Linked DNA regions of Homo sapiens: region 2 is linked to region 1. Evidence: chromatin loops called from intact Hi-C (ENCODE). Cell type or tissue: HepG2. All regions are shown on one strand. Each heading gives the region's core, and the rest is flanking DNA. Links, peaks and the distances in the headings are about the cores only.

What was found. A loop is a pair of places that touch in the nucleus more often than their neighbours do. Peaks named below come from ENCODE experiments on the same cell type or tissue, not always from the same donor. Only the 100,000 strongest peaks of a DNase experiment are listed, where the experiment ranks them.
Region 2: it touches region 1 in a loop (8-fold over the local background); 4 of 110 quality-filtered maps call a loop at or near these places.

What each region holds. Positions count from the first base shown.
Region 1 is chr3:81,292,922-81,306,294 of GRCh38, reverse strand. No RefSeq gene overlaps it. Among named protein-coding and RNA genes, the nearest start is that of LINC02027, 310 kb to the right of the region's middle. In HepG2, for the core only: a CTCF peak has its summit at 4,129 (motif pointing left); DNase peaks (open chromatin) are centred at 4,114 and 5,754; H3K27me3 peaks cover 908 bases.
Region 2 is chr3:81,240,600-81,257,030 of GRCh38, reverse strand. No RefSeq gene overlaps it. Among named protein-coding and RNA genes, the nearest start is that of LINC02027, 250 kb to the right of the region's middle. In HepG2, for the core only: no CTCF peak of the experiment used is centred there; a DNase peak (open chromatin) is centred at 7,310.

The DNA of each region.
Region 1 (13,373 bases), core at 1,403-9,402:
CCCAGAAGAGAGAGAACAAATTATGTTTGTTTCTACCTGCATGGTTTTGTATGACTGTCTTTTTCTATACTTGTATGTAAAACTGACTAGATGGTTTGCTAACCTTTCTTTTGCTTCAGAATGAACTTCCAGCTCATGTGAAATGTTTTACCACATCACTTAAAATGATTAGAAGGAATTATTTTGCTTAAGCCTGATTATTTTCCAATTTAATCAATACAAAATATAGTATCTGAAAATAGCTTATGCATTAAAAATATTATTTGCCTCCAAACGCAACCCAAATAGGAGGACTGTTTAGTGATTTATAATACTTTGAAACATGAGGCCTTTATGTGCAATGTAGCACTTCTAAAAGTAAAAATGCTGCTGAAAATTTCCTTATATTGCTTAAATATATAGAACTACAAGGCAGCTGGATATTGCAAATAGCATTGCATAAATTATATAAACTTGAATAGAGCAGATTTGAAACGAGAAGGAAGAGCAACTATCACTGGGTTTTCAAAGGAAGTATTGCTGTTTGACAAAACACCACACATTCCCCAAAAACATATGTTAATTTGCAAACTTTGAATCTATTCCTCATAGATCACGTTTCCATTGGGGAATTAAAGACAGTTATCCATTGAAAGTTTAGTGACATGTCAGCATCTAGCACAATTTTGAGTTAGGGATAAGTAAATCAATGAACTATGATGAAAGTTTCTAGTGACAAATAGTAGAGTGAAACATGCATTCAAGGAATAAAATAACCTTGGATTTTTAGCTTAAGAGATATCTTTAGATATTAATTCGTAAAATGATATTTAACAAAATTAAGTTCAAAATCTTCTGATTTTGAGATATTTACAAAACAAATTCAACCGTAAGCATTATTTTAATGTTCTTTCTCATCAGAACATTTTCTTCAGTTTTATTAAAAATGTGTACTAGTTAAAATAGTTATATGTTTTTTCTAATATTAAATTGACAAATACTGTGTTTGTATGCTTAGATTTCTTTTTTTTTTCTTTTTTTTTTTTTGAGACGGAGTCTCGCTCTGTCGCCCAGGCTGGAGTTCAGTGGCGCGATCTCCGCTCACTGCAAGCTCCGCCTCCCGGGTTCACGCCATTCTCCTGCCTCAGCCTCCCGAGTAGCTGGGACTACAGGCGCCCGCCACCACGCCCGGCTAATTTTTTTTTTTTTTGTATTTTTTAGTAGAGACGGGGTTTCACCGTGTTAGCCAGGATGGTCTCAATCTCTTGCCCTTTTGATCTGCCTGCCTCGGCCTTTCAAAATGCTGGGATTACAGGCGTGAGCCACCGCGTCCGGCCGCTTAGATTTCTTAAAATATTGATTACTTTAATGAACATGAATGACTTTAAATATGTAATCATTTTGATTAGACACAATCTTTGTGGTATATACATACATGTAAATTCTTAAAAGCTTTTTAAAAATTTGATAACTTGTGAAAAATTCTCTAAAATATTATAATAAATTATAATGGTTGTTAGTGATTTTTAATACAGTAGAAAAATCATAGGTCTCAAAACTACTTGTTGGATCTCATTGTAAACTAAATTAATTTTCCAGGTTTTTTTAACCAATACTCTTACTAAAAGTAATTAGTTTTACATTTTCCTAAAAATAAAACTTTAGTTATGCTAAGTAAGACTTTAAATGTATTAAAATCATTCTTCAATGTTTTTACAGTCAGTGAAAACTTCAGCTTGAATATATCTTTATGTAAAAGAGCTTCTGACTACATAACTGTATTTACTGGAATCCATAAATCTCTACTAACCTACAGAGAAGAGTAAATAAAAGTATTTGGTCTATTTTTTTCCCTTTTCTCTCATAATGTCTTACTATGAACATGTTTTTGTTGCTTTAGATACACATACCTTAAATATTCTTCTGACATCATTGACTCAAATTAAGAGACAAAAAGATAAAAGCATTTGAAACAACAGATAATCTGTATTTTGTAATGAGAACTATGAAAAACTGCTCTTAGTTCAAAAAATCTAATCAAAATGAGATTCTAGAAGCTATAGCTTCTTGTGTGAAGCACATGCAAAAAGACTCAAGATTCCAATGTGACTGTAAGCTTATTATGATTCAGGTGTTATGTGCCTGTTTTTAAAATCTAATACATCTGAAGGCCTATTAGATTTGAAAGGTGACTGAGGTTGGATGGAGGTTGAGGGTAGGGGAACCACATATTTAAAACAGTAGAAAGAAACCAGGGATATTTAGCTTGGAGGAGAGAAAATTCTAGGGGCAGGTATGGTGGCTCTTTTAAAATAGTTGAAGAACTTAAATATGGAAGAAAGATTAAACTGCAGCAAATACTTTAGACTATTTTACACCTGAAGACTTTTCAACTCTAAGATTACATGATTTTGTGAACAATACTAACATTTTCAGAAAATGATGATTGTGATCACTAATAAGTTACAAGTAGCTTAATATTTAATTACCTGTTTTTCAAAAATTCTCATCACCAGTGACCCCAATGTTATCTGTGTTCACCAGCAGTGGGGAAAACATCTGAAAAGTGATGCTGAAGCAAAGAAATATAATTGGGCCTTGGGGATTTGGAAAGCTCGGTAGGGTTAGCCCTTTTTTAGAAATTGTGTTAAGTATAATCTTAGAATCCCCCAAATCTTGGTATATATATATTCTCTTCATGGCTGTTCCTGAGATCTAAAGGGTAGTATCTTGGGCTTATATCATTCAGTTGAAGGCTCTGAAGGATGGATGACAGGCCAATTCTTAAGCCTATTAAATGAAAATTATGGTACTGCTGACTACAGACTCTAAAAGTCTCAGTAATTGCCACTGTGATTTAAGATCATCTCCAAATGCAACATTGTGAAACTCACTGCTATTGCAACAAGCAAAAGCGTAGCCTTTAAATACAGAAGACAATATTTACACAGGTATATTTTTCCATTCATGATTTATTAATTGAATGATTGCTCAGTACCACCAGATTAGGCCTATTATAAATATTTACAATCGCCATGCATTTCCCTTAGCCCTCGTGTATGGGCATACGTTACCTTGGTTTTAATAACGTTCCTCAAAGGCCGTTACCGATGGCATACAGCATAAGGTTCAGTTGTTAGGGACAAATTCCAATTAACAATTAGCCACTTTTCTTGAATTTAGAATATCAGAACAGACAGAAAGCTAAATATATGAAGTAAAATCATCATTTGAGTTAAAAGAATTCCTGAGACAGCACTAAGGTTACATAGAAACAACAAAATTGTCTTTAAATAAACCACGTAGGTAACATCATTGATTCTTCAGTTCAAATAAATTATGATCCTTGGGGACTGGAGCAATAGATATAAATGTTGGTTTTCAGAGCATCAAAACTGTTTGCTTCAAAGAGGACAGCTTAAGGAGATGAAACCATTCTGAGCCCCTGTCAAAGGACCTTTTGGCCTCTTAAGAAGTCGATGGAATTTGACATGCATTGCAAGGATTTGTAAAGTAGCTCCCTTGAGATTTATTTAACAAGAGTTTTTGACTGATGGTAGTTGTTCTAAGCCATCTATTTCCTTAAATCTTTAAGAATTTACTTATTTAAAAAAATAAGAAAATAAAAAGACCTCCCCTGGAAAAAGGGTATTTATTTGATAACATATGGCATCAATGGCTCTGCTTTTCTGGAAACAAATCAAACTAACAAACAAAAATAAAATAAACAGGAAAACATGGTTACACTGCAGCAACAGCTGATTCCATTTGTTTTTGAGGGGACTTCAGGGGAGAGCTACATAAGAAATATGAAAAAAAAATTTACAATAAAAGCAAGTGATAATTAAAGGCCAGTCTGTGGTTGTAGTCTGGTTTTAACTTTCCTGTCAGTTTTCTTTCTGTTTTTAATAATGGAGAGCTTACACTTACCATTTAAATAGCCATCTGGAAAGTCAAATCAATAATGCTGTCCATTATTTTTTTTTCATTTCAAAAAAGTGAACTGACCTTGCCAAGTTTCTTCTCTAGACAGAGATAAATGGCTTATTATAAAGAGGGGACATGTTTTCACCATGTGGGCAGTGGAGGCGGTGAACACCACTGACAGTTGTATTACATGGGAATTGTGTCCAGATCATACAACTGTGTATGGGTGCCCTCTGCTGGAAGGCACAAGTAGGACAATTTTAGGAAAGTAATTTCTTTTTCTTTTTCTCTTCTCTTTTCTTTTCTCTTCTCTTTTCTTTTTTTTTTTTTTTTTTTTTTTTTTGAGATGGAGTCTTGCTCTGCAGCCAAGGCTGGGGTGCAGTGGCATGATCTCAGCTCATTGCAACCTCTGCCTCCCGGGTTCAAGAAATTCTCCTGCCTCAGCCTCCTGAGTAGCTGGGATTACAGGCAACTGCCACCATCCCCGGCAAATTTTTGTGTTTTTAGTAGAGACAGGATTTCACCATGTTGGCCAGGCTGATCTTGAATTCCTGACCTCAGGTAATCCGCCCACTTTGGCCTCCCAAAGTGCTGGGATTACAGGCGTGAGCCACTGCGCCCGGCTGGGAAGCAATTTCTAAGCTGTGCTCTTTTCTACCCATGGCATTTGTTAAAGCAAATATATACATAGCATCAACAGATTTTTGTTTTGTGCCTACTTCGTATAAAGCCAGGTGTTGGAATCTATATGAAATAAAGGGAAACACAAGTCATTGCCACTGTTTCAAAGAGTCAACAGTCAAATCTCATATCCTCTCCATTCCTGTGTCAGCTTAACTGGGAACAGGGAGAGACAGATAGCCGGGACACTGAGTAGGCTGACTACTGCATACTCCTACTGCACTGTCTAATGTGGTAGCTACTATCTAGATTTAGGCATGGCAACTCAAATGTAAATTAATTAAGATTAAAAACAATTAAATTTTCCATTTTAATTCAATCACATTAACAACATTTCCACTGCCCAGGGACCACATGTGGCCTGTGGATATCATATTGAATAGTGCTGAGCTAGGATATGACTTTCATCACATCAAGTTCCAACAGATAGCAAGATATCCTAGAATAATAAAAAGAGCAGTGGCCTGAGTGTCAAAAGTCCAGGGTTTGAGTCAGGCTTATTATTATTTTGTGTGACCTAGAACAAGTTACTTCTCCTTTCTTGAATTCAATTACCATCTTTTCCAAATGAGGGTTTTGCTTGAAAACCCATGAGAAATATTACAGTAGTGATTCAAAAATGCCATAAGGGTTCCTTTACAGAATAGAGCCAAGAGTCACCTGGAGTCCCCTGAAAGTTCACTCCTGTTTTTAAAGGTTCTGGATACATGATTATATCCCACACTGAAATTTGATTTTGGTTTCTTTCAAGGGTCAGGCCCATCTGACTTTCAGTAAGCAAATAAACACAACTTTTCACAGTGTGGCTGCTGATAGAGTATTGACCAATACATAAAAACATAGTGCTAAAGGATTTTTCATAATCTGTGTTATCAGCCAATCTACGAGTGTCATTCGAACTGTAAATGTTAAGCTTGTTTTGGTAGCCGTGGCTGACACGACCGTTTAAAAGAATGCTGGAGCTACATTTGTGATTTTATTGAGAATTGTTTTCACTAGGGAACTCTCAGCCTGTCGGATTAAAATGGTAAAGAGACCTTTTACTGCAAGAGCTCTGACAGTTATCCCCTTAGCAAAGTTTGCTTTTGTGATAATTACACCTATTCTTGTTTACCAAATGAATCAGTTTTCAGTGCTGCTTTTAACCTTGACTGGTTTCCCTTTGATGATTACTCTTTGCTATGATGAGATGTTGAGAAACATGCTGCACATTTCACACTGCTCTTTTTCAAGTGATGTTTACTCTTGGTTTCCTTTAAAGCACGTTTCCAAGGTTCATTTGAGGGGGCAGTTAACTTGGGGGAGGATGTCAACAATATGTTTTTCATCTGCAAGAGGATAAATGACTGTGTGGTGGTTAGTTAGGAATGATGATACCGAATTTCTGTGCCTTCCTTGGACACAATTAAGTATCAACAGGCACACTTGTGATCTTGGGAGGAAAGGTTAAGAGCATTTAGAAACTGGTAGGTGAGGATGAGGCCAATGGTTCCTGTAAGTGAGCCTGGATTTGGTCAGGTACATTTCTTCATAGAGCAAGAAAAGTTACCACAAGGTAGAAGAATGTTGAGATGTTGAAATTTTATGCTGGACTTCAGGTTCACATTTTGTAGCACCGGTAATTTTAAGTATAAAACTTCATAATTAATCAACCATTACAAGTTCCAAAATAGAATTTCTATAACAAACTCAAGAGCCTATCTGTATTTTTTTGCGTGTTGGAGGAGGGTACTAAAAGACTGCTAAAAAACCTCTTAATGACAGTGGTGGCAGTAGCAAAGAAGGCAGAAGAGAAATATCAGTGAGTATCAAGAAGTCTGGGTGGTATAGAAGTGACAAAAACTGTGATACATGTGGCAACCTAGGAAATAACAATGGAAGGGGCAGGCATTACAAAAATCTACTAGAGCAGTAACATTGGTTTCAGAGGCTGTTGAGATCTGGAACCAAAGTTGAAAGCAAAAGAAACATGGGAGAGGAGAGTCATGTCCTAGTAATTTGATATTGCTACTCCAAGAAAAAATGTCTGGCTCACGCTTGTTATCCCAGCACTTTGGGAGGCCTAGGCAGACAGATTACCTGAGGTCAGTAATTTGAGACCAGCTTGGCCAATATGGCAAAATCCTGTCTCTACTAAAAATACAAAAAAAAATTAGCTGGGCGTGGTGGCAGGCACCTGTAATCCCAGCTACTCGGGAGGCTGAGGCATGAGAATCACTTGAACCAGGGAGTCGTAGGTTGCAGTGAGCTGAGATTGCACCACTGCACTCTAGCCTGGGCAATAGAACAAGAGTCCGAAAAAAAGAAAAAAAAAGTCATGAGGAAGCAAAGGCAAGCGTATGGCCATGAAGACACAAACATAGCATCGTGTCTGAAAAACCTTCCTCATCTTCCATGCCACCCTGCCCTATTGCCTTATCTATTGTCTCCTTTTCACAGTCAAATTTTCAAGTCACCTTCTATTCCTTTTGCAATTTTTGGCTTCCGTGTCAATCTTTATTGACACCTCTGTTGTGTATTGTGACCTCTACCACACCCCTCTATTGAAGCCAATCTCATTGAAATTACAATGCACTATCTAGACAATGAAACTACACATAATGGGTTCTGAGAATTCATAATTTTTTAAACCACAATGATTAATTTTTCACCTTTAAAATACATAATTCATTTAGCTTTTGTGGTGTTATGCTCCTTTCATTTTCCTACATTTTCACATTCTTTGCAGGCTCATTCCCCTGGAGTTACTTCCTAATTGTGGGTATTTCAATTTAGGAATTCTTTTCTCACTTCATACACTCTCATTGGGCAATGGCATCTACTCTCGAGATCCAAATACCATCAATATACTTGTAATACCCAGATATATACTTGCAGGACAAATTTCCCCTTTAGGCTTATAGAGCACATCTATAATTCGAATTCATTTTTTTCCTTTTTACCTTCTATTTATTCCTTTTCCATGATTTCCCATTTCATTAAGTTGCTTCATTCTTCCAGTTACTCAAACAAATATACCTAAGGGTAATTGATGATTCCACCGAAGGCCTTAACTCCCTATCCACTAATGACAGTAAATGAATTGCCAAGACCTATTGAATCTTCCATCTACAAGGCCACTTTCTTCTAACCCCATTTCTCTTGTCCTTGATCAGACTGTTTTTTTTAAATTTCTGTAATAGCTTCTAAATGTCTTACATACTATAGTATTTTGTATCTGCAATTCATCTACTATAAAGACAGTAATCTTTTAATAGCATATTCTGATTTAGACAATCCCTTCCTTAAGATTTCTCAGTAATTCTTTATTGCCATCAGGATAAAGTTCCAACTCCTTACAGTCACTAGCAAGACTGTCTGGGACCTTTGTCCTACTTGTATCTTCTTACCACATCCCCGGGAATATTTCCCCTCAACTCAAAGTTTCAAATTCTGATTTCTTCTAGTTCTTTGAATTTTTACATCATCTCTTACTTCACCACCTTCATACATGTTGTTTGTCTTTCACCATTACTTCATTCTTCTGAAGACCTCCTCACCTTTCAGATCTTATCATAAATACTGTTTTCTTCAGGAGAATCTTCCTGACCACTAGAACAGGTTAGGTCCCCTCAAGAGCAGATTTCTGGAAAAATCTCCAACTTCTACTATTATGCAAATAGGATTGTATTTAATTTCAATGGTATGTCTCTCTTGCAAACTGTAAGTTCTATTAAAGCACACTTTAATAGACTATGCTTTAATAGAACTTACACTTTGTCAAGTTTACTTTACTTTACAATTTAGCTTTAATTAGCTATGCTTCAGAACTTTCCTTTGTCAATTTTACTTTGACAAGTGTCAATTCTCACTTTCACTTTGTCAACTTTATTCAATATTTTTTCCATAACTTGAGGCAAAGATTCACACACATAAGAGGTATTTAAATCAATACATAAGATAAACGTATACATAGACATATGTATACTCATAAAAACACATAATTTTATTGTGTTAACAAATATCAATATTACTGTCCTATAGATTCATGTAAAGAGATAAAGTCATGCCTAGATATTTCTGGCATAACAATGTGTGTGTTATTGGATAATCTTTTTTTCTTCAAAACTGCACACTAAAAATAACACGGCTTATTGGAAATAGAAATGGGCAGGGATTCAAAACCTATTTAACTTTGTTACTAAAGTTTTAAATAAAATATTAATTTGTATGTGGAAATATAACACAAATGACAAAGCAGGCAGATGAGTGTGATTGGTGATGGCCACAGAGGATAATTTTTTTAAAATTGCCAGAACAATAGGTTGTATATCCTGGCTTGCGGGTACTGGGATGATGCAGAGCAAGTTGTGCTCTGAGCCAGCGGAGCTCCCATTTAGGGGTCACAGGATCAAGAGAAACGTGCCACAAGCTGGAGGCTGTGCAAAACTGGCAGCAAACATCTCTGGGGAGAGCCCTGCACACAGGTACTCATTTTTTTTTTTTTTTTTTTTTTTGAGACGGAGTCTCGCTCTGTCGCCCAGGCTGGAGTGCAGTGGCGGGATCTCGGCTCACTGCAAGCTCCGCCTCCCGGGTCCACGCCATTCTCCTGCCTCAGCCTCCCAAGTAGCTGGGACTACAGGCGCCCGCCACTATGCCCGGCTAATTTTTTGTATTTTTAGTAGAGACGGGGTTTCACCGTTTTAGCCGGGATGGTCTCGATCTCCTGACCTCGTGATCCGCCCGCCTTGGCCTCCCAAAGTGCTGGGATTACAGGCGTGAGCCACCGCGCCCGGCCACAGGTACTCATTTTTACTCTCGTGAAGTACAGCTGAAAGTGCTTCTATCAGTATAGCAGCTGAACTAAGGAGTTTTTCCTCTTCTGATGAAACTTACAATTGTACTCTGGCTATTCTGGCTCCTTTCCCTAGAAAAACCTGCATGTGAACTTCCATTATTTTCTAGTCTTGATTATGTATAAGGTAATCAGTGTTAGAGAAGTGTACATGTGGGAGCAGAACAGACCGTATTTGCTCACTAGGCAAGTGGTACTGGAATTGCATTTCCTACATGACTACCAATTTCCACAGTCACATTTAGAAGGGAAAAAAAGAAGTCAAAAGTTAATAAAGTGTTAACCTTTTCTCACTCACAGGGCAAGAATATGTGCTTCAATAGAAGTGTACATAAAAGTGTTTTAGAAGTAAGTGTGTGTGTGTGAGAGAGAGAGAGACAGAGAGACAGAGAGAGAAAGAGAGAGAGAGAGAGAGATAAGAGAGGGAGAGAGAGAGAGAGGCTGAATGAGTCTGCATTTAATAAAGATGGTGAATCACTGAGTAGCTGAGTATTGTGGAATAAGGGATTTATTATAGGAAAAAGACCTGACCCAACCACAGGAGGAAGGGAAAGTTTGAAAAGGGGAGATGTAGAATCAGAAAAATGTCAATTCCTAAGACTTCTGAATCACTGATGTGGGTGGCAAATTATAACTTGCAAAAGGATCTGGAAAAGCAGGTCCCTCCAGCTGATGCTGTGCACCATGGAGGAGAGCTGGGGAAGTGGGCGGCCTTTATGTATCATGAGGGGTTAGAGATTCTATCAGCAGAGCCAGCAGTTGGGAAAAAGCTAACTGTGGAACAGGGAGATCAAGGATAAGGTGGAGCCTGCCAGCACTTCTGTGTCTGTTTATTCTCATATCCTACTGACATGATCTTTGGAGAAGAATGACTGTATCTTTACTTTGCCTTCCAAATGATGAATAGAATTCTCTTGTGGCAAATTGTAACTTGGAGTCATACAGGCAAGGAGATTCTTGAAAAGGGGATATAGTCACTACTTAGACAAGTTGACACTTTAAATATACCTCAGTAGTTTAGCCTGCAGAGGGAGGCAAGTGTGAAATTATGGAGTGCTTCTAAGGCCAGAACTCAGAAGTAGCATTGTGTTCTGGACTGTATCTTTCTACCATCTTTGTTTTTGTAAGATAATTTTTGTAACAATAGAATGAACTGGATTGGAGAATGACTGGGAGTTTTGGAGTCCAATAATGAACTCTAGCACACCCTGGAGACCCTTCTTTGTAAGATGTTATAAAGAACTGAGCGATGAGCATGCCATCGGAAGGAAAGAAGGAAAAAATCTATTTTTTTAAAAATAAAATTTTATAGAAAATTTTGGTGAAACCAATTGGATTCTGTCTAAGTGTCACAAAGTCCCAAATAACTAAGGATGAGAGTAAGTTCTGAGAGCTCTGTTCCCATATGGCCCATATATCTCTGGGTCTTTTTTCTTGCAGGTCTTTCTTCCTAGAACATTTTTCCACATATTTGAATGTCTCATTTCACCCAAGCCTGGGCTCAAATATCACATCACCAGGGAGTATATTAAAACAGTGCATTGATGTGTGTTCTCTTTTCTTATCCAATATTATATTTTTTCATAACATTCATTACCATAATACCTTAAATATTGTTTTTTTAAATTTATTCTAGTGTCTCTGTTTTTCATAAGCATGTACTCCATGAGGGCTGATATGTGTATTACTTTGTTTATTATGTATCCATGCTCCTTGAATAGAGAATAAATAGTCCGTATGGGCTTGGCCATGAAAGGTGTGGGAACATCAGTAACAGCCTTTAAAATAAGGTCAGACTGGAAAATGCTGTAGTTAGAAGCATTGACCTGGCAGTGGATGTAGAAGTGTACCCTTTCTAATGGGATTGCTTTTTGATATTCATACATTAGAGGTCAACTTTGTTGAGCTTCTTAGAAATAGTGATGTATAGTGAATGTTTCTATCTGGATCAATAGATGACCACATTTATTTATTTATATGCCTGACTGTGAGAATGACAAAGACCAGCCAAGTTCAATTCCAACTGAATGCTTAAGAGGATCTAGAATTCACCCAGTCATTATCCTAAATTGGTGGAGCACTAAAGTATGTTCAACCTCTACCCACTAGGGATAGACTCCTAACTCCTTGCCAGGCATTAGATTAACTGAAGCTGATGGTGCTGGTAGAGAATCTCCCACACATATTGTTGGGCAGGGTTGGAGCAGTTGGGAAATGACAAAAATGGCACGAGGTAATTACTTGAAAAGTTAGAATTATTCTGTAATCATTCTGTACCCAGGTTTTTCACCTGTCAATCAGTTCCATGCTTTCAGATAGAAGGCCATAACTGCATACTGCTGTGTGTTCTACATAGTTAGACAACAGGATTTGGCTTGTGGGTGGGGAATTCAGGTACTACCGATGTACTGAATGGAGGTTTGGAAACATTTACTGGGCAGAAGAAGGAAATGGAACCCAGTGGAAGATGACATGTTGCAGGAGAAATTGGGAGGATTCTCAAAGAAGCCTCAGAATTTTCGTTGGTAGTTAAACCTGAAAATAACATGAAATAGCAGTAGTATATGTGTTCCTTTCCAGGGTCAGGGACTTGGAATGGGATTGCTTCCTCTAAACAGGAGATTGCCCTGGACACTGAAAGCCAAATGGAAAAAGAAAAAAGACCCCTTGGCTAGAATGCTAAGAGGACCTATCAAATGCCAGCTTTGATGCCCTGAGTTAAGAGTCACAAAGCAGCGTTGGGCAGTATTGATCAGAATGAAAACTGTTTGAGCATGAATAAAGGCATCAAGGTGATAGACGTGAACAAAACTCTGGAGTGTTGGCTGTGTGTGTTCATGTGCTGGCTAGTGTGTGATGCTTTGGTGTGTATGTGTGTATTTGCGTGAATTGTTTTAAGATTCAAGAAAAGCCTGTAACTCTTTAGTCTAGGCCATGAATTCAGCTATGTTGCAGAATCCTATTTAGTATATTACTTATCTTTCAGAAAACATAGCCTAGTGCTGCAGAATTGTATCTATGTTAAGGTACATTACTTGATTCATCACAAAAAATTACATATGCATGCATGTATGAATGTATATGTATATATATTTACATGTGTACGTGTCCATAAGGAATGTGAACCTCAGAGGAGACCAGGCTTTGAAGAAGGTTCCATTGGTCCTAATATTCGCTGCATCTCCTCTCATCCTGAAGGTGCTTCATGTCTCCAGGATACCTTTGAGGTTATCATGATGAGCCACAGTAGCTTTAGACGTTCATTTGTAGGTGTCAGAACCAGGGCCTTGAGAATTATGATAAGCAAAGTTTTCTGACCAGATAACTATGCTGGTATGTTCATGAGTCTTCTAGTGAGCGGGTAAATTTTTATGATCAAGATGTGTATCAGTTCTGCTCTCCTGTTTAATTATAGAGACAAGAAATACGCAGACACACTGATGCAGCATTCAAGTTTGGGGAAAAAAAGGAGGGAAATTATTACAGACGTCTGGATGGTGTCCTCAATTCCCCCTTTAGCTATTGAATCTCAGCTGTCTGCAATCAAGAACTGAGTCACAAAATGGCTTGCATTGTGTTGCTATTTCAGTTTGACAGACAGTCTTTCAGCATGAAAATTGTTAACAATTCACCAGGTTTTAAAATTTCTAAAAAAATATTTAAATGCTGCTAGAACTTTAGCTATAAGATAACTAAGTACAAGTCTATGAAAATATTTTAATAATTGTGTGAATATTCAGTAAAACCTCATTAAATTGAAAAGTAAGATACACACTTGCCTATCACAAGCATATTTTAAAGTAACTGTATTCAGATAAACCAATAATTTTATCAAAAGAAAGTAGGGCAATTACTTTCCATAATATACAATTTGAGAAAAAGATTCCTGATTAATTAGGCATTTCTGAAAACAGCAGGTATTTTGAACCACTTACTTTGCTGAAAAGTTTTA
Region 2 (16,431 bases), core at 3,807-11,806, 52 kb after region 1:
TAAAAGTGTTTGTATGAATATATAATATCTTCTTCCCAGGAAAAGGAGAAGATATAAGTTTAACATTTTAAGAAATAAGACAATCTGTAATGAAGTTTACAGGACATTATAAAGTGCAACCTAAATGCATGTTATTATTATGTTTAGAAATATACTCATTTTGTATGGCCACTGTGGTATTACTAAAAATATCCTATTGAAATTTAGTAAGAAGTAAATTATTAAATCAAGTTGAGCATATTATGGTACATGATTCTCAAGAATCTTGGACAAGTCTTTAAAGACCTAGACTTAAAAATGGATTAGAGTCTCTACTAAGAAGAAAAAATTTATAAAATAAGTGTCAACAAATAGTGAGAAAACATGTGGAAATATATGCAGTGACTAAACTTAACTAGGTGGTATCATATATAAAGAAGATAATTTTGTTTATCATAAGAAGATACAAACTTTATTATTTAAACTATTCCTCAGTTTCCCCAAGACACCACTTATATTGTCTCAGCTAATATATTTCTGAGACAGAAAATTCAGTATTAGTATATTTTCTATCTAACAGACAGAAATAAAGAAATTGAGATTCATAGAAAAAATGGAATTAAATAAAAAAGATTTAAATGTAAAGATAAAAACATTATGGAGTCACACTAAGGCTTGAGAGTGGTCTTTAGTCTATGTGTGCAATTAACTTTTTGCTCAGTTTCTTATTTTCTTCTTAGGTTAGGTCCCAGCAGATAAGATATAAGAAACATAAGTATGTTATGATTTCCAAGAAGGAAATTACGAAGTGAGAGGTAAGGAGGGGGAAGAAAACACAGTGGGGGAAACATCAAATCATTTGTAGCGTGGGCTAATTCAGAATAGCAGCAATAGCCTTGGATGCCTAAGCATCTTGCTTGCTTTAAAATTATTTGAAGTAATGACAATGATACCCTAAGAATCTGTTAAAATTTTGTGTTAAAAAGCTAAAGTAGTTTGGTCCATCCTTTAATCATTTACTTTATAAAATTTAAAATATTCTGAATAGAAAAAGACTTACATTCTCTAAAAAAATTATAGTTGGCATCTTAATTTTTGGTAATACCACGTAAAAGAGAGTTTAGGCTAACATTTCAGAGCATGTAGCATGACAGACAAACACAGATTAGTTGGATAGGAAGAAACAAAGAACAACAATAATAAATAAACAGCAAAAAGTTATTATAGTCAACCCTTGCATTTCAGAGATTAATTGAAGACCAGAATGGTGGGTTGATTTCTCTAAAACCATTTAGTGTGTTAATAGCAGAGATAATATATCAGCAAAATGTTTCATGCTTATTCACTCATGCAGTCATAGTTTGAGATCATCATCACCTTTACGTCATCTACCTCCTCTAGTAGCTCATGGTCTTGATAGAGATAAGAAACTTGTTAACTAAAGATGATAGCCCAGCTCGTCATCAGTAGAGGTGGTTTACTCAGCACAATCCAAAATTACTCGTGGAAGACTCAATTCTGATGAAGCTCAGTGCCTGCTCGCAATCCTGGCTGTGCCTACAGTGTTTTACTCAACAAGTTCTGGATAATCTCTCCTGAGCTTGTCAATGATACCAGAGGTGGAATGGATGGTGGTACAGAGCAAGGCTATGGAATCTGAAGGTGGTGGTCATCACCCTCACTTGTTGTGTGAGTTTTATCATTATTATTTTAAAATTTAACTGTATTACAGATTTCTCAAATGTAAAACTTCTTCCCAGAGTTGTTTTCATGATACTATGTGGTCTTGTAAATTGTCTAGTAGAGGAAGCACAACAGAGTAAATTCATCGTAAATGTTAATTCTCTTTTTTGTCTGTTTCAGTCTAACCTTGGCTCTCACATCAAATTCCTATACTGAGCAAATCCTTGAGTTCTCTCCCCATCCTTTAAACTGTCCTGTTGATTTGAAAGCACCTACGTTTCTTTGGATGTGCTTGGTCATTATCTTTGATGCTCTTGCGTCATTTCAATGAAAAAAAACTCAATTATTTAAAAATATTTCTATTCTTCACACTTAACATGCTATCATCTTTAAATAAGTCAATTGCATGTCTAATACATTATCATGGTGTGTGGTATTCAGGCCGTTGAATATGTTTTAGTGGCCTAGGAATAAAAAAAGCTGACTTCTGACTGAAAAGTATGATTAAGGCTAATTCTTCTGCATTAAAAGTGTTAACTTTGGTATAGAAAGTTTTTCCTTTTAAAATGTCAGAAACTTTCTATCATTATTTTAATTCTTGTTCTATTTTATACCTAGTGTTTTAAAATACGATTTTTAAAATTTTGTAAATTTATGAACATTAAAAAATGTTATATTTTCATATTATTGCAACTAGTCATAATATTCTATTTCTTCCAGGTTATTTAGATGACATCACATGTTACAAGCATTGGAAACAGTAAAAGAGTGTTACCTTTCCACATTAAGAGCATAGGTCACATTACTTAATAAAAGTTGAATAATATGTATTGTCTTTCACTTGTTGCTGCTCTATTTGAAAGAGTCCTTAGAATTCCATATCATAGTGTGAAAATTTTCCACATGCTCTATTTTGCAAATAGAAAAAATATTTTAACCTCCCAAACACCAACAACTTAATAAGAAATTTATGAAGTAGAAGTTTGTCTGTCATTTGTCATTTACATTAAGGAAAAAAATGCACGCTGTTACAAACTAATGAAACAGCAGTATTAAACTGCAACTATTTCAAACCCAAAATAACTTATTCAAGTATTTTAACTTATTCACTTGCGATAACAAAATATTGCACCCCCAGCCTCATATTTTTATTCTATATATACTACTATAGCAATTTACTTTGTTAATAAACTTGAATGAAGATTAATATCCCAGTTTTAAGATTTGCATTGGAACACTTTAAAAGAAGCACTTTCTAGTCTTGATCAAATAATACACCTTTTCTCTGGGATTTTCAATTTTGTTCCTACTTTGCAATAATTAACCACTCAAATATTTGCTATAGCTATGTTCAGCTATCAAGGAAACAGTTTATCCTACATTAATAGAGAAGCGATACATATGAAGTGTAGCAGACATTTCAGAAATTCATGGAGTTTAAAGCCATTAAGGTGTGGAGCCACTTAGTGGCCTTAACTATATGAAATGCTTTTTGTTACTCATCTGTTTATGTAGCACAAGCTATCCCTTCTAAGATGAGCCTTACCAAGGCCTTTTGAATCAACCATAGCTCATTAGTAAATAAACTATCCAAAACTGATCATTGGAAGATTACTTTTTTTTGAAGATGCAAATACAAAATGTTATTTATATAATCGTGTGATGGAAAGATCAACTGGTTATTCATTAGTCATTTTAAAATACTGCTATGTAGGATAGGAATATCAGAGTAGTATCTAAAATCAGGAAAATCATTGAGGTATCTACTGATTATAAATGAAATTATAGTCATATGATACTGTAAATGAATTGGGTTAGCTTTTATATTTTGTGAAAATATAAATATTTTTGTAAATAATAGATTAGATGAATCAAACTAAGGACTTAATATAACTGATTTTCTTTGATCAAGTCACATTGAAATATTGTTCTTTAATAAACTTAACCAAAATTTACCTTTTAGAGTTGTTTTTGAGCAGTATTAAACCAGATATTTATAAAAAGAATAATTAAAAGTAGTTGTGTAAATGAAATAATTTCAAAAAAAGCAAATTTTTGAACAAAATCACAAATCGAAATAGGCCATCATGATCTCTCTCTAGGTTGTTGACAGCAAAGCATTATTAATCTACATCCTAAAAGCTTGATTCACATGTTTCAACAAGATTGAAAGATGACCTGGTCAGCATGGCATATGACCTTTACAAAACATCTGTGATTAAAACAAATGTGACAATTCTGGTGACGATAAAACAAGGAAACATTTGTCTTATAAAGGGCATAAGACCATAATAATAAGTAATATTGATCAAGAATCCACATGCCAATAAATTAGATTAAATTTTATTTAATTCTTAATAACTGTATGTGGTAGGTTCTAATACTATCTCCTTTTTCTGAACCCAAACTCTCTACACATATTTTAAATAAAAAAAATCATTAGACTCTGTATGAATATTGGTGAGTTCAACACCTAAGTTTATATGCGTATATATATAAATATAAAATATATATAAGATTTTATATATTTGTAAGTACATATATGTATAGATACCTAATAGTACTAGGTATATGTGCAAAGCGGTAAAAAAAAAATGACTTCTCTGGTAATGAAATATGTGGATATGTGGTAAAATGAGTTTCCTTCTTTCTAAAGCTGTTAACTTATACACATAATACCTAGCTGCTTTTAAAATAGAGTTTCTTGATTCTTTTATCAATGACTCCTCCTCCTTGGCAATATCTTTTCAAAGAACTGTTTGCAAAAGGTCCTTCCTAAAAGTCTTTACTTAGTTAATGAAAATATACTGGGAGATAGAGGGTGGTGGGCAGGGTCTGTGGTTTATAGTTACTGTTGAAATTGTAGTCCCTTGCTTTTTCTAAGACTCTACCTTATAAGGTTTTAAAATAAGTTTCATTTTTAAAAAATGCTTTCTCATTTTTGTTTGCAAAATTAACTGGCAGAACTATTTGGAGTTCCTTTGGTTGTTACATATCTATACTCTCATAATAATTTGAACTTATTTGTTTATTGAAATACTTGTTTAGAAATATTTTTCAGACACAATATTGATTTGTGAGGCAAAGGAATATTAAAAGTTACTCTTTTTTTTTTTTTTTTAGATGGAGTCTTGCTCTGTTGCCCAGGCTGGAGCACAATCTCAGTTCACTGAAACCTCCGCCTCCTGGATTCAAGCAATTCTCCTGCCTCAGCCTCCTGAGTAGCTGGGATTGCAGGTATGCACCACCACACCCGCCTAATGTTTGTATTTTTAGTAGAGATGAGGTTTCACCGTGTTGACCAGGCTGGTCTCAAATGCCTGACCTAGTGATCTGCTCGCCTCGGCCTCCCAAAAGTGCTGGGATTACAGGTATGAGCCACCGTCCCCGGCCAAAACTTACTCTTTTTTATACTATAGGATTATGATTTCATTTTCTAATGCTTATCCAGGACAAAGTTGTTCAGTGCTGACTGTGTGTCAGGTACTCAGCTAGGTGACTATACTTTAAATTTGGACTCAAAAAATCTCTGCCTTAATGAACCCTAAGCGTGGTAAGAGAAAAAGACAGGTAATTCAAACTTCCTTGAGAATTCTGAAAATGTCTTCTAGAAGTTGAGATCTATCAGGCAGGTCTTAAATAATTAATAGAATATTTTTGGTAGGTGTGGAGCAGAGAAGGGGAAGCGGGAATAGGATAGATAAGGGTGTGGAGGCTTAAGAGTGCATTTGGTAAAGACGTGTGTGCGTGTGTGTGTGTGTGAATAAGGTATAGAATGTGATCTTACATTCAGTGCCCTGAAATCTGACCCTTTGATTCCTATCAAACCGATCTATATGAAACATATAGATATCTTAGCTTTTTCTTTTTAATCTCTTCACTAAATCTGTGGTTCTTAGTCTACTCAGTGGGGACTTTTCAGAAGAAGTGTTTCCAAGAAAACCTGGTACAGGAGTGGGGACATGGAAAAAAAGAGAAAATAAGGAGGCTATATTTGTCAGCGTTATCCACAGGATTGTATGCAGTCACATAAAGTAATTCCAAAATCTGCAGGCTAGGCTGGCAGGCTGGAGACCGGGGGAAGAGCTGATGCTGAAGCTTGAGTGTGAAGGGAGTCTGGCAGAATTCCCTCTTTCCAGGAGACCTCAGTCTTTTTCTCTTAAGGCCTACAACTGATTAAATGAGGCCTATCTATTTTATGAAAGATAACCTCAGAGTCACTGATTTTAACATTCATCACATCTAAAACACTGCTTTCACAGCAACATCCATACTTGTCTTTGACCAAATATCTGGGAAGAGTGGTCTAGTCAAGTTCACACGTGAAATTAGCCATCACAGAGGTCGAACAAGAGCAGGATGTCATGTAAATCCCCATGGCAAATAACTTTGGCTCAATCCCACTTGGTAGTTTTGAACACAGTCTAGGTCACATTGTAAGAGTTATCTCAATCAGGAGACAGTCAGCTGGTAAATATATCTATTCTTTCTCTCCTGCAATCATTGGTTAATGGTGGCTCCTAGGGGACATAATTCTCAGGTATTTGTGTGAGCAGACAGAGCTGTCTCAGCAGCCTAAGGACACTTCTCTAACAAAGAAGTATATAGGTGCTGGCTGTTGGAATGACAGTATGCCTATAGCCATTATAGCCAATATGTCCCTAGAAGTAAAGAGATCAATGGGGTAGGTATGGATCATCAAAAACATTTGCATGTGCATAAGAGGCTGGGGAAAAGAGCTGAGGTTTACAAAGTATACCAGTACTAAATCATGAAGGTTTACAAAGTATACCAGTACTAAATCATGAAGGTTTACAAAGTATACCAGTACTAAATCATGAAGGTTTACAAAGTATACCAGTACTAAATCATGAAGGTTTTTTCGGGACATATCCAAGAATGTAGATTTCATATAAAGATAAGTTAGCATCAGGTTTACCAGTACCATCCTGCAGGGGAATTATCATTTAAATAATTATATATTATCCCCAGGGTTTCTCATTAAGGAGGTCTAAAATTAGGCCCTGGAATCTGGTTTAGGATCAATGTATCAGGCTTTGGAGAGCCCCAAAAGATTTGCACAGGTGCAGAACATGATCATGTTTACACTTTACAAAGAGCACACTTGTAATAGCTGGAAGGAAGGCAAAACTGAAAGAAATGATCCTTCTTTACTGCGTTAAACGATCAGGTGTGAAGACATTATGTGAGAGGAAAGTTAAGATTATATTTAGATGGCAAATTTGACAAAAGTATTTAAAGAGGGACAAGGAAGAAAATGGTTAGTGAAAATTTCCAAGTCTCTGGCTTGGGAGATGGAAGTGAAAGTAGTGCCAAACCCTGAAATATAGAACACGGAAGCAGGATTTGCTGGGGAACACAGTGAATGAGGTTTGAAGGGTCAGTGAGACATCAAGGAAGAAACAGCTTTGAGTCAGAAAGAAAGTGTAAGAATAGAAGGCTCTAGACTAAAGATAAAACTTTCTGAGTTATTAGTATAGCTCAGATATTGACAAACTATGACCAGCAGGCCAAATCCATCCTTGCAAGTGTTATGTAAATAAGCTTTTTTGGAACACAGCCACACTCATTTGTTTACATATGATCTGTGGGAGCATTTTCTAAATGACAGAGCAGAGTACAAATACCTTTGTTATGACAGAGACTATAAGGCCCACACAGCAAACAGTACTTCCTATCTGGCTCTCTTTATAAAATGTTTGCAAACTCCTGGTGTAGATGGGTAGTGATTGAACTTTTAGGAATGTATAGATTGCCAGGGGGATGTGTATATTGTAAAGACAATTGAAAACATTTAAAGACAAAGGAGAAGGAAAAGAACAAAGGAGGTAGACTGCAAACAACAGAATTACTGAAGAGAGGAAAAAAAGCTATAATTTTAAATCTATATTTATCTAGTACTGTTCCATCTATATTTTTCCTAGTCACCAAATAAGCCAGATGCTGATAGAAAAACAGGCAGAGTACTTGCTCTCATTTTCTTTCCTTTCTCATCTCTGTCTTGTCTTTTCTTCAACATGTGTATTAGCCTATTTTCACATTGCTATAAAGAACTGCCCAAGACTGGGTAATTTGCAAAGAGAAGAGATTTAATTGACGCACAGTTCTGCAGGGCCAGGGAGGCCTCAGGAAACTTAACAATCATGGCAGAAGGGGAAGCAAACTTGTCTTACATGGCAGCAGGAGCAAGAGAGCGTGCAAAGGAGGAACGGTCAAGCCCTTATAAAACCATCATATATCCTGAGAACTCCCTCACTGTTACAATAAGAGCATAGGGGAAACTGCTCCCATGATCCAACCATCTCCCACAAGTTTCTTCCCTTGACACGTGGGGATTATGGGGATTACAATTCAAAATGAGAATTGTAATCTGGGTGGGGACACAGAACAAAACCATATCAACATGCTTTCAAGAAAGAAGATATTTGGTTTAGGAAATAACAAAGATCATTCTGGAAGTCATGTTTAATTTAAAGATGAAGACATGTTCTGAGAAATGTGTTGTTAGGTGATGTCATCATTGTGCGAACATCATAGAGTATGCTTATACAAACTTAGATGGTATAGCCTACTACACGCCTAAGCTATAGGGTATGGCCTGTTGCTCCTAGGCTACAGATCAGTACGGCATGTTACTGTTCTGAAAAGTGTAAGGAAATAGTAACACCATATTAAGTATTTGTGTATCTACACATATCTAAGTATAGAAAAGATGGTTAAAGATTTAAAAAACGGTACATCTGTATAGGACACTTAGCATGTATGGAGCTTATAGGACTGGAAGTTGCTATGAGTGAGTCAGTGAGTGAGTGGTGAGTGAATGTGAAGGCCTAGGACACTACTGTACACTACTGTAGATGTTATAAACACTATATTTAGGCTACACTAAATTTATAAAAAATAGTTTTCTTCCTTCAATAATACATTAATATTACTATAACTTTTTTACTTTAAAGCTTTTAATGTTTTTAAATTTTTTAATTCTTTTGTGATAGCACTTAAAACAAATATGCATTGTACAGCTATACAAAAATATTTTCTTCATAAACTTATGCTGAAGGCTTTACTTTCAAAGTTTTTCATTTTTCTGTTTACTTTGAAAACTGTTTTTGTTAAACGCTGAGATAAAAATGCATCCATTAGCGTAGGCCTACACACATTCATGGGGTGTTCCATCTCCAGGTCTTGTTGCTCTAGAATGTCTTCAGGGACAATGGCATGTATGGAGCTGTCATTTCCTGCGATAATAATGCCTTCTTCTGGATACCTTCTGGAGGACTGGCCTGAGGATGTTTTACAGTTAATAATTTCTATATAAGTAGGAGTACACTCAAAATGATGGAGTATAATATAGTAAATACACAAACCAGTAACATAGTTATTATCAAGTATTATGTACTGTACATAATTGTATGTATGAAGACTTCTAAATGACAGTCAGCACATTAGGTTTGATTAACCAGGATTGCCACAAATACAAGAGTAATGTGTTGCATAACTGTCACAGCTACAATGCCACCAGGTGATCGGAATTTTTCAGCTCCATTAAAATCTTATGAGACCATCACTGAATATGTGGTCCGTCATTGACCAAAACATCATGATGCAGCTCATGACTATAGTTCTGTCTCAGAAGATCCAGGAAATAGTAGGTTCCTCCGAGGCCGGAAGCCCATTCAGTATCTTAGCCAATGGCATGTCTTATAGGTATGTGTCAATCACACGTCCTGTTTTGCTTTCACATTTCTTTTATCCTCCCCTAGTTCCCTTTTATTTGGTTCATATGGGTTTTTTTTTTTTTCCAGATAGATACAAATAGTGCAGCCTTTTGCCGAAGAAATGATATCTTGTTTCCTTTGCCAGGAGCTGTGTGCTTGCAACAGTAATATAAATGTGCAGCCCACATTAGGTACTCAAACAACTTGTCATTTGTTTGAAAAGGAGCCCTTTATTTGACTAGAAGAAACAGGAGCCAAATGAGCTTGATTCCTTCTCATGCCAGCCAGCAATGCAATTACAGGAATGGGGACTGGGGAAGGACAAATTGATCAGTCACCCATGCACATAGGTGCAGGGGCTATGTACTTGAAGTGGTTGGTTGTGGTTGGGACCCTGCCTTGGTCTGTTAATTACATATTGCAAAATGGGATCTCATAAGTGACTGTAATTCATTGGTAATTTCTTGAGAAATTACAATTTTTGACAGGAAAGTTTTTTTTCTTTGTGTCCCCTGATAAATTCTCCTGGTTTGTAAAATCTTTAGAATTCATAATCCTTAGGTAATGCACTTTGTAGAAACAGCAGGAATGTGAGGATTTGCAAACCTCCTTTTCTTCACTGATGAGTATAAAAATGCTGCAGTTTACTTCAACTGTTGAAAGTGGAACTTTCTCCATATTTAAGCAGTGGTGTTCTCTTTTCATGCTGAAAAGCAATGAATTGTCAAAAATGGACATCTTGCCATGAATAAAGATGACAACTGAGTAGGTGACTCAGAAATGTGCCTGACAAGAGAGAAATGGTTTGAATATAGAGTGTATATATACTCTTCTACTAAAAACTTGGGAGACCAAACAAGTCTGATTGCAATGGGTAACCAACAAACAGGTACAGGGGCAGTAGATCTCAGTATGTTCTCATGATTCCCAAATTGCCAACCAAACCTCTTCTGTGTGCTCTTGTTTGTGAGACTAAGATTCAGCTCTCTTCAGACTAAGATCACAGCTTGGGTGTGATTTGATCCTGCTTCAAGCTGGCAAAGCCTCAGAAGCCCTCTACCATCAGAATCCTGCTCAGAGGAAATAGCTGGAGACCATTCTTGAAGAACTGTCATCTTTAGTACTGGAATTAAGTGTCCTGTTTGGGTCTCACTGACATGCTATTCCAGAGACACTCACTGGCTTCTGAAAGCTCATTCTGGGATCTGGGAATGAAACAGAATTCAGGGAGGAAGCCTTAGAAGAGCCTTATGTTCAGAGAGACCCTGTGTCCTCTTAAGGGAGCATCATTGGTAAACTTCCTACTTCTCAATTTCCTTATCTGTAAAAGTTGTTGAATGAGTTAAATAGTATGATATGGAATTCATAAAGAACTCAAGATTACCTGCTATTACTGTGTAATATATTGTTTATATTTACAGCACATACAAAGTACCAGTTTTTCCATTGTTAATGTGGATGTGAATGTTGCCCTAAAATAATCTTGTCTTTTGATTTGTTATTCTTCATCTATCCTTGCTTCTATCATTATTAAAAATTTATCTATGAATAAATTTAGAGAGGAAATGGAAGTCATTATAAAGTTGCATGTTCAAGCACGGCAATGATTCGTAATTGTCCCAACAGTTAAGTGTACATCAGTACAGCCCTAACCACACTCACTAAGGCTTTTACACTGATTACAGAGATTGTGGGTGCTGAGTTTTCCCCATGTGTTGCCATAAATCTGCTTTTCCTTTCACTTAAGAAGGTACTTAGAAACACAAGAGTGTAAGAATGATGTTATCAAAGACTAACATTATAATCCTTCTATTCTATGGAAAAAACAATTATTTGTGAATTTCTGCCATACTTCACAGCTGGCGATGGGTCATGAGAGCTCACTGCCAGACGCCAAGAGCCTGGCTAAGACAAATGAGAGAAGAAAACTTCTAAGCACGGTGATGGCAGAAGTGTGTGCCAATTTGAGTAATGCTTTTTCTCACATACTTTCTATTTTTCCTCTGTCTGGGAACTAGTGCAAGAAATCTAAAAGAGGAAAACCAGCCTGTTTTCTCTCACTTATTTGAATTTACTAGTGTTTGCAATAGTGTTAATTTCTGGCTTTAACTGAAGAATGTTTTTTTGCAGTTTATTCTCTCATTTTTCATTCATTTATCCTTTTATCAACCAGTATTTCCCTTCCTTTTTTGAGAGGGTTCCTGCATTAAATGCTGCAGCTTACTAGGACAATTCCTGTTCCCCCCAGGAGTTTACATTCTTCATGTAATTCATAAAAACTTGTCCATCCACCTTAATTTAAACAAATAGTTCTCAGTGGTGCTAGTGGTGGGAGTAAAGGGCTGCTCCCAGAAGACATTCTTTGGCAATGTCTGAAGACATTTGTAATGACTGAGGGAGGGAGTGCTCCTGGCATGCCAAGTAGTGAAGAAATGCTGCTAGATAATTCTAGAATGCTCAGGAGAGCTCTGGGGTAACGTAAAGTATTATCCGGTCCCAAATGAGAAACCCTGTTCTAAACTTTTGCTTGGAACAAGTTTTATCCTTTACTTAGCACAATTCTTTATGTATAATAAAGGGATTTGCCACTTGTTCATCAACTAAAAGAGGTTCCTAACATATTTTATAGCATTTCATAAATATTTGTCAAAAGGATTAATATTAAACTGGATTAAATTTAATAATGCAATATAAAGAATAATGATGTGGGGAGTAAAACTGGGTCTGTATTTTTACTCCATAATTTAATGTTCTGTAGCTTTGATCAAGTTGTATACTAATATAGGATATTAGTACTCACTACTGTACTTAGATTTGAATAAAGTATAATGTATGTACATAATAGTTTCTTATATGATGTATTTCTTGTCTCTTCTACGGCTAAATCCATTTTGAAAGGGTGAATGGATAACTTTTTGAATTGATAATCCTATATTAGATATCCCACAACGTATTATTTTTGGGGTTATGTGTTCAATTTTCTTTAGAATGACATCTTTTGTGAAATCAAGGTTATTCTGCCTACTGTTTTCTTTTTATTGTTGTTGCAGCCTTACAGTAGAAGGAGTGAGTTTGTATTTGGGTCTATATGCTGTTACCTGTTCTTTGTGTGCAAAAATGTAAGCACTAAATGTTCCAGATGGTACCACAGATGCAGAAAGGTTAAGAGATGTAATCAATTGTCATACCAGGGAGGCACTCAATGTGGTTTTGAGTTTATTGTGAGTCCCTACTGACTGAATTAGAATGTCATGTTCTGTGACGGGATCATAATAGATTAGATGCTTGCTCCTCTCTGCTCTTCTGGATAAATAAAGGGGAAATGCAGTTGTGAATTGCCTCACTCAGTGGCGAGGATTCCATGATTGTCTGAGAATGTCCACTCGCACTCTCTACCTCTCAGTTCAAAGTATTTAAGCTCAAGCCTTGACATCTCCTCTGTTGTGGAGCAAATGAATCATAGTAGTATGAGAATATCCCAGAAAATGTTGTGCCTACTAAAGGAATAAAGGGAGGGAGAAGACTCCAATGCTACAGGGGGAAGCTCAATGTTTGCCTTTAGTTTGAGCAAGAAAGCAGCACCTGAGGTGGTATTGCTTGGTAATAGAGTAACAGAAGGTTGTTTGATAATAGGGTTCTTTCTTACATAAATTGGGAAACCCGTAATTTGAGAAAAGTTCTCTTCCTCCGGTAAGAAAGAGTAGCATGTATTATGCAGGTAGGCTAATGCTCATACACCACCTAAAGCCCTTCGAAAATTATTAGTATTTTTAGCAAGTCTAGGTCATGTAATTTCCTTCTTGATGGCAATACTTTTGACCATGTAATATAAGTAACCCATCATAATATGGTGGCTCAGCCATTCAGTGGTATTAGAAAACGTGAAAAAAAAAATAAGGTTTCCAATAGGAGGCTATGAGAAACTATTGCTCTTAAAACTATATGAGAGGTAATTTCATTTTAAAATTGTATCTTTCATTTTATAAAGTATCTCACTTGACATCACACTCTGGCATCTGAAAGTAAAAGTTCTGGACTAGACAATCTTCAGTCTTCAATATGGCACTCATGAGCTTCTATGGCAATTAGTGCTCAGCTGTGGTACTCAAATGTGATGAACTCATGCAAGTTTTAAGCCTAACCTAACATTAAGTAACAGTTAGTGAAAAAAAATTAGTATACCAATGTTTTAACTGATATTGCTTGTTGATAATGGGTTAAATCTTCCAAGATAAATTAAATAAAATATGTAAACTAGGTTGAAAAAGTATAATTATTGCTCTAACAGGTAGGTACAAATGTTTTTTGTCACAATTCCCGTAGAATACCATTGCTAATAAAATTTTAAGATGTTTTAAAGTGAAAAGCTTGAGGACTTAAAATTGTCTTCCTTGGTTTTCTTGAGTTTATGGAATATATTTTCATCTTTTAGTCATAGTTATGTTTTTAAATAACTCTGTTCTGCTCCATGAGAGACATTTCAGTTCTAAATGTATGCAACCAAATTATCTCTGAACCCTCATTTTCAAACTGCAGTTCAATCAGTATACTCCAGATGGCACACAATGATGATCAAATTATGCATATGTTACATTGAGGGATTGAATATGCAAACAGAAGGAGCTGGTTAACTACGGCTTTCAAATTGCCTTCAGGACTTTACCATTCTCCTACATAATGAAAAAAAACACAGATAATGTTTTGCTTGGTTTTAGGATTTGACACTTTTTAATATAGCAAAATGAAATGCAATTATAATCCATAATAGTCCACATGAAATTTTGCCAATGTCAATATAAAAGCAAATGTTTTCCTACAGAAGTCTGTACATAGTAATGCATTTTTACCTTAGTTTATTACCAATGATTTTCAGATTATACTATCCTCATGAGAAAGTAAGTCGGGGGAAACCAATCTAAATTAATATATTTCACAAATTAATAGGCATTTTTCTTTTTCTAAATACATGATTGGGGAGTCACGTCATCCTCTTTTTGCATAATTTTAGAAAAACATAATATTTGGGGGAATATATAGGGGAAAAAAGCAAACAAAAGTCACTTATCTCTAATTACCAAAGGATTATCAACTGTTCTATTACTGAATAATTTTTTCACAGCTCTATTGTTCTTTAGTGTGAAAGCTACTAATCAGATCCTTACAGTCAGATACAAAAATAGTTAAAGAAATCATATATTTTTTCAATTTACTGTTACACTATTGTCTTCAGTAAACCTACTCAATTCCAAGGACAATGGTTTGTTTCAGTAAAAAGCATGTCCATATAGTTTGGATAACCATTAGTATAGTTTTTAAAGATTAAAGAAAATCAATGGTAGCTTAGTACTAAAGTCTTCTATATGACGACTTTGGATTTTATATATATAAAATTTTCTGCCTATCAACATTCAACCAAAAATTATTACTTTAAAATGTTTAGTCCTACTGCCTAAGATGGGTTTGTGTAAACTGGTGATACTTTTTTTTTTTATAGACTTTCTTAGTTGGGAAGTCCTTTATTCATATGGGAAACTGGGTTTTTATTTTTTTTCTATAGTTTCATGCATTGATTTTGATGAACATTTCATGCTAAAGGAGTTTCTAAAGTAGAACAATTCAGAATCCATGAATAGTAATTGAGCCCTTTAGTTCTGCTCTAAACTTAAAACCATTATTCTCCATTTAAAGCAGACAAATCATGTTGCTCTACAGAACACTGCTCTGTCATTTTAGTTTTTTGTGGTGGTTGTTTCCAGTGAGCTGGGCTGGAATATTAAACTCTCTTTGCTTCCTATGCTCTCTCTTGCTGTGCTGGGCACATTTAGGGTTCTGTTTGAAATAGGCAAAAAGCAATTCTGTTGTTCATAAAGAATAACTTGTAAGCTGGTGTGGGTTCCTGTACATTCTTTATTTAGTGAAGAGAATGTGCTATTTGTCAGGCTTTGAATCTCTGGCAACTGGCTTGCTGAAACTCAGTTTAAATGTACTGTCGTGCATAAACAATCAAATGTAAAACATAATAAAATTCTCTTCTGACTGTATTTCTCACAACAAACACATCGGCTCAATACACTATTCTATGTATGGGTAGTTGTATCTGTCAGAAACTAATTTTAAGTGTCATGTAAAAACAAAAAGATAATAGAATAGTGAAATATTGCTTTTAATATTAAAAATGAACTCTAGCATTTGAGAAAAAGTAGCTATTATGGTGCTTGCAGAGTGATGTAGCCAAAAGCCCCTGTGCTGAGAGCTCGTTTCATAGCAGGGCGATCATTTTCTAATATGAACTGTCCTGTTACAAAAGTTGTCTGAATACATGTTTGGATTCTCATGATCTGTTTTGTTTGCCTGGTAGAGAAAAAGTTTGAGTAGCTCTTAAAAAACAAAACATGCTTCTTTAACCAAAAAAATAAAATTCGTACTGGAAGCACTATGGTAGAGTGATTTTTTAGGCCTGTCTTCATAAAAAATGCATTCATCTAAATTTTGTGCACTACATTTGTGTTCTCTCACATTTAAGATGCCATATATTAATATTCACTAAATATTATATGTGTTTGATGATCTTTTGATTCTTATCTAAAGATGGCTCTATGTGAATTTTCATTCTATATCATGGTCTTTCTTGGATACTATGTAGGAAATGCTAGTTCTGAATACTACAAATATGAAAGCTCTTCTCTTTTCTCCTTTCTTTCCTCCTTCCTTCTTTCTCCCTCTCTCCCTCTCTTTGCCTCTCTCTTTTTTTCTCTTCGCTTTTTCCTTCCCTCTCTCCCTGCCTCTCTCCTCCCCTCCCTCCTTTCCTTGCTTCTCTCTCTTTCCTCTTTCCTTCCTTCCTTCCCTCTCTTCCTCCTTCCTTCCTTCCTTCCCTCCCTCTCTCCCTCCTTCCCTCCTTCCCTCTCTCCCTCCCTCATTCCCTCCTTCCCTCCTTCTTTCCTTCCTTCCTTCCCTGCTTCTTTCTTCCCATCCTTCCTGACTTTTCTTAGAAATATAAAATGTAATAAAATAATATTTCTGACAACAGATC